Linked DNA regions of Homo sapiens: region 2 is linked to region 1. A link is a contact called in ENCODE Hi-C data. All regions are on one chromosome and are shown on one strand. Each heading gives the region's core, a stretch centred on a gene start or an enhancer-like site at or near the end of the contact. The rest is flanking DNA. Distances are from core to core; before and after follow the strand shown. Region 1 has its middle 72 kb from the start of MIR4771-2. Region 2 overlaps ACOXL (acyl-CoA oxidase like).

What was found. Hi-C counts contacts between places; a loop is a spot of excess contacts on that map. Pooled maps may share reads with other maps.
Region 2: a map of endothelial cell of umbilical vein shows a loop between it and region 1 (4-fold over the local background). The contact joins two enhancer-like sites. A Hi-C loop is called at or near these places in 1 of 168 maps with a recorded cell type or tissue (endothelial cell of umbilical vein), 2 of 37 single-sample maps with no recorded cell type and 1 of 50 pooled maps.

What each region holds. Positions count from the first base shown.
Region 1 is chr2:111,697,568-111,700,468 of GRCh38, reverse strand. No RefSeq gene overlaps it. Among named protein-coding and RNA genes, the nearest start is that of MIR4771-2, 72 kb to the left of the region's middle. Within about 2 kb of position 1,433, at least 20 of the 41 ENCODE cell types and tissues checked have a DNase peak (open chromatin) inside an H3K27ac peak, as active enhancers do; they include endothelial cell of umbilical vein, where a contact is called at or near this core.
Region 2 is chr2:111,070,525-111,073,425 of GRCh38, reverse strand. The region is part of intron 16 of ACOXL (acyl-CoA oxidase like); the gene reads right to left. Among named protein-coding and RNA genes, the nearest start is that of ACOXL-AS1, 44 kb to the left of the region's middle. Within about 2 kb of position 1,490, at least 9 of the 41 ENCODE cell types and tissues checked have a DNase peak (open chromatin) inside an H3K27ac peak, as active enhancers do; they include endothelial cell of umbilical vein, where a contact is called at or near this core.

The DNA of each region.
Region 1 (2,901 bases), core at 184-2,683:
GGCTTTCTCATAATCATTAATGCATGCTCTAGGAGGAATAGTGTGTCCTTTCTCTTCTTCTCCTTTTTTTTTTTTTTTTTTTTTTGAGATGGAGTCTTACTCTGTCGCCCAGGCTGGAGTGCAGTGGCTTGATCTCTGCTCACTGCAACCTCTGCCTCCTGGGTTCACGCCATTCTTCTGCCTCCGTCTCCCAAGTAGCTGGGACTACAGGTGTCCACCACCATGGCCAGCTAACTTTTTTGTATTTTTAGTAGAGATGGGGTTTCACCATGTTGGTCAGGCTGGTCTTGAACTCTTGACCTCAGGTGATCCACCTGCCTTGGCCTCCCAAAGTGCTGGGATTACAGGCGTGAGCCACCGCGCCCGGCCTCTCTTCTTTAGTCCAGAAGATGGACTGTGTGAAGAAAGTCTCCGCCCAGCCACTGTCCTGAGGGTTTATAAAAGTCCACCTCACCCTTACCAGCTCGAGTTCCTAAAAGGTGAGGAACTTTGTGGTGATAATTTTAACATTACAGTATCTATTCAGATAGGTAGAAAACTGACTTATTCTGTTTATTTTTTTATTTATTATTATTATTATTATTATTTTGAGATGTAGTCTTGCTCTGTCACCCAGGCTGGAGTACAGTGGCGCAATCTCAGCTCACTGCAACTTCCGCCTCCCAAGTTCAAGCAATTCTCCTGCCTCAGCCTCCCAAGTAGCTGGGACTACAGGCACCATATTAGCCAGGATGGTCTTGATCTCCTGACCTTGTGATCCACCCACCTCGGACTCCCAAAGTGCTGGGATTACAGGTGTGAGCCACCTCACCTGGCCTAAACTGCCTTATTTTAAAGCCTTTAGATTGTTATGTGTTTTGGGCATGTAATGCCTATTGAATGAATCTTATGTGTGGTGAGCATAATTATTTCAAAACATCTATGATCCAATAATTCTTTAATATTATCTCCTTGAACTTGCACACTGGCTGTCTATCACTGTTCAGGTGGAAAAGAAAGTAAACTTCTTTAAACAAGTGGCTTCAGGATCACAGTAACATTTGTTTTAGGGCTGTGTGTGTGTGTGTGTGTGTGTGTGTGTGTATCATGTTTTGATACTTAGATGCTTAGACTCAGAGCAGTAGCTCTGCTGGGGACTTAGTGAGTGACGGAATACCAGCAAATGGCCACATGTGGGTGTGCGTTCTCCACGTATGGATCAGAGACCTGGAGCACATGGAGGTTCTGCCAGCTCGCACACCAGCATTCAGCAAGCAGATGGTCCTGGCAATATTTGCAGCCATTGAAAATCATGTTTTCCAAGAATATTTAATGACGGAGAGAAATATGATCTAACGTGAAGTGAATTGCATCAAGACTCTGAACTGTGTACCCAGGATGGTCTGATGAGTCAGCTATAATAACCACAGGCAGGAAGTGGAGCCAACCAAACCCTGCTGACTCATTCCCATGGACGGGGAGAAGGGGAGGAAGCTCCTATAGAAGGTGCCCAGCCCTGGGAAGGTCAGTTAACGCCTGACTGACAGGGTCAGAGGAGGAGGAGGAGCGAGCCGGGCAAGAAAGGGGGCGAGGCTGCTGGGAACAGGACAGGGCAGCACCCCTGCAAAGGTCATCATGTGGACCATTTTCCCAGGTGCCAACCCCAAACTGTCCTACCCTTTTCACTAAAGGGTGTTGGCTGCCGAGCTCTTGTTTGGTAGTTCCTTGAGTGTCCCTTAAAGTCACGTCTACATGCTTTTTAAATTTTAATTTTACAGTACTATTTGAAAGGCAACTTGAATGTGGTCTAGTCCCATAACTAGAGGGTCGGCTGAAATGAATCTATGTGGCTTCAAAAATAAATTGCAAATGTATCTTTCAGTTGTCAACCCTAATAGTTATCAATAACTTGCTTTGGGAAAGATCTTTCATCTCTATGTATTTACTATGATTAGACTCCATTAATACTATTAATATTAATAATAATATTAATCTCTGTGGCCTTTGCAAACAGTGGTGTTTATTTATTTGTAGCTGTTGGTTCAGATAGAACTGAAAAGGAGGGAAAGTGGTTTGTCTTAAGAAGGTGATGAGATGGAAAAGAACACCTTCTGGTTCTGAAGTGACCGCTTTCCACGTGCCATTTTCCCGGCCCTGCTGCCCTGTGACCTCTCCCAGGATCACTTAAGGAAAGAAAGAGGAGCTCAGACTTCCCTTCAGGGGTCTGACACCCTGGGGGCTTGGCTGCCACAGGAGTTTCTTGGCATTCAGGCTGGGGACATCCTAATTCTTGCACCTGAGAGGCCCTGTCTCTCTTCCTCCAACATTACTGACAGGCATCACGGGGTTAATTGGTGTGTGTCTAAGTTCCTTCCAAGGGAAAAGTTGTGCACATCCTTGTTAAGAGGAAAAGGAAAAAAAAAAGCTTGTTTTTTTCAGGAGGTCTACATGTTTATTGTTGAAAATGTGTATATTGACTCTCTGCTATGTATCTTCTTGTTTTTTTAAATTTTTACTTTGAAATAATTATAGACTCATATGAAGTTGTAAACATAGTACAGAGAGGTCCTGGGTACCCTCCACCCAGGTTCCCCCATTGGTTATATCTTATATAATTATAGTACAGTACCCAAACCAGGAACCTGGCATTGGTATATTGTGTGTGTATAGTTTTATGACATTTTATTACATGTGGAGAGCACTGAAACCACTACCACAATCAGGACACAGAACTGATTCGTCGCCACAAAGGGACACTGCGCTTCCCCTCCGCAGTCACACCCCCTCCGCCCCCATCGTCCCCAACCCCCGTAACCACTAATCTGTTCTCCGTGTCTATATTTTAGAAATGTTATATAAATGGAATCACACAATATATGACCTTTTGAGGCTGGATTTTATTTAATTAATTTATTTATTTGA
Region 2 (2,901 bases), core at 241-2,740, 630 kb after region 1:
TCAGGTCAAAATGAATTATAAATCTAAATGTAAAACAAAAAAACTCTTAAACTTTTAGAAAAATAATGAGATAAAACCTTCATGACTTGAGGTTTAACGAAGAGTTCTTAGGTTTGGCATCAAAAGCATAACTCATGAAAGAGAAAAATGGATAAATTGGATTTCATCAAAATAAAAAACTTTTCTCTGCAAAAGGCACTGATAAGGAAATGAAAATACATACTATACAATGGGAGAAGATATTTGCAAAAGTCACATATCCAAAAGAGAATTTGTATTTAGAATCTATAAATAACTCTCAAAGCTCAACAGTAGGAAAACAAATTATCCAATTAAAAATGGGAAAATGATTTTATCAGTTTCACTAAAGGGGATACATATGGCAAACAAGCACATCGAAAGATTTTCAACAGCATCAGCTACTGGGGAGATGCAAACTAAAACCACAGTAAGATGCCTCTATATATCTATTGGAATAGGAAAAATAAAAAATACACAATACTGAGTGTCAGCTAGGATGCTGAGTAACTGGATCTCTCATACATCAGGAACAAAAAGTTTCTTCTAAAGTTATATGCTTGCCATATAATCCAGTAAATTCATTCCTGGGTATTTAACCAAGAGCAGTGGTTCTCAGGTGTGGATGATATTTGCATTTGTCAGTGTCTGCAGACATTTTGATTGCCACAATTGGCAGAGTTCTACTGGCATCAGTAGGGGCCAGGGATAAACTAAACATTCTGCAATGCACATGGCAGTTCCCTCACAACAAAGTATCTGGCCCCAGATGTCAAGGTTGGCAGTGCCAATGTTGAGGTAAGAAACTTGGTCCTTGAGAAATGAAGATTTATGTTCACATAATAATCTGTACATGAATACTTATAGCAGCTCTACTCACAATTGTCAAAAACTGGACATAACCCAAATGTCCTTCAAAGGGTGAATGGAAAAACAAACTCTGCTAATCCACACAACGGACCAGTACTCAGCAATGAAAATGATTCACTGTTGATGAATGCAACCACTTGGCTGAATCTCAAAGACATCATGCGGAGTGAATGAAGTCCATATCAAAAGTTTACAGATTGTATGATTACATTTATATGGAATTTTGTCAAAAAGACAAAATTATAGTGATGAAGAATAATAGATCATTGGTTACCAGGGGCTGCTGGAAGAGAGAGAGAACAATTATGGAGCCATAGCATAAAGGATTATTTTAGGATGGTTAAATTATTCTGGTTACATATACATATATTTCGTGTGTCATCTTCTTATTTCTGGGCTCCCTCTTCTTTGCTATGGCAAATTCCAGGCTGAAACGGCTGCATTCTCTAAGTGTCTATGTACTGAAACCTTGTCCAAGGATCTCCCTGTTCTTTCATTGAAAGTTACTCCTTCCCTTCCTGAGTTCCCACAGCTGTTTGTTTTCCTGTCTGTTACACATTCTGCCTGTTGGTATAATTATTAGGCCATGTGACTTTCTCCCTGACCACAACACGATCACAAAGGCAGGAACTGTGGCTCATGTATCTTGGAGTTCCCCACAGGGCCTAGCCTGGCATCAGGGCTCAGTGTGCATTTGTGGAACTGAAAGCCTTGGTTCCCAGGAGCTCAAGCCCACTGGGACCAACAACAGAACGAAGGGAGTTTGCCTACAATTTATGACAAGCAGGCAGCCCATCTCCATGGCCTGAGCTGCATAATAAGCAGGAAGATGAAGCAAAAGGGTTGGCCCTCCAGTGTCAGAGAAGATGAACAAAGCTTATTAATGCATGGTAATACCAGCGTGATATCAGAACAGCTTCCCCCAGCAACAACCCAGTTCTCTCACTGTGATGAAGTGCTCTGCCTTCTGCCTCAGACTTTAGCCACTTGGGATCTGCATTATTGCCTTGTAAAATTGATGGGCAGTGGCACAATCTCCTAGTTTAAGGAATTTCTGTTAGCATTAGCAAAATGCAATGGCTTTGCAATTTCTAAGGGCATTCCTTGCAATAGGAAAGTGAATAAAAATTGGGCCAGACTGGAACAATGCCCATCTCTAATCCCTGTGGCTCCCCTGCTCAGTCTCCTCCATGTCATCAGCAGCAGGTGTGAGCTCAGGTCTCCCAAGGTGGGCAAGTCTTATTTATACTTAACCTGAATGGGGCAAGAGGGGGGATGTTCATCTTAGTGGGTCTTTTTCTTTGATCCCCTGAGGAGGTTATTCAAGATCAGAGTCTCTTTTCCTTCCAAACTGCTTGGAGATGTTTCCCAATTTTTAAAATCCAACCTGCTCAATAGTCTTGTGTCTTAAAAACTATGCTTCTTTAGAAAGGTGACAGGCAGTGGCAGCTGGATCTTTCTGGTAGCCAAGTGCTCTGGGGAGAGGAGGGTTGAGAATGAATCTGAGCTTTTCCTTCTAAGTCTTTGGATTTTGAGTAGCCCAAGATGGCTCTCTTCACCACCATGTTCTGAAGCAGGGGTGACTATTTCTCTTCCTGAGGTTGGGGAGCTGAGTATCACAGTTAGGCAACGGTGGGCCATGCGCTGGTGAAATGGATCAAACATACAGGCCACGAGGGAAAGCAGGAACAGGCCACAGACAGTCAGACCCAAGGCACATGCTATTTTCTGCCTTACTGAAAAGATGAAACATAGCTGTATCCTGGCCGCTTCAACTGGCGGGAAATGAAAAGTACAGAAAACCCATCTACAAGAAGTAAAATCAACAAGCACAAAGGGAGACAGAGGAAAGCTCTGGAGAAGGTAAGCAAAGACTTTTTTTTTTAACTTTTATTTTAGGATCGTGGGTACATGTGCAGGTTTGTAATATAGGTAAACTTGTGTCACAGGGGTTTGTTGTAAAGATTATTTCATCACCCAGGTACTAAGCTTAGTATCCAGTAGTTATTCTGT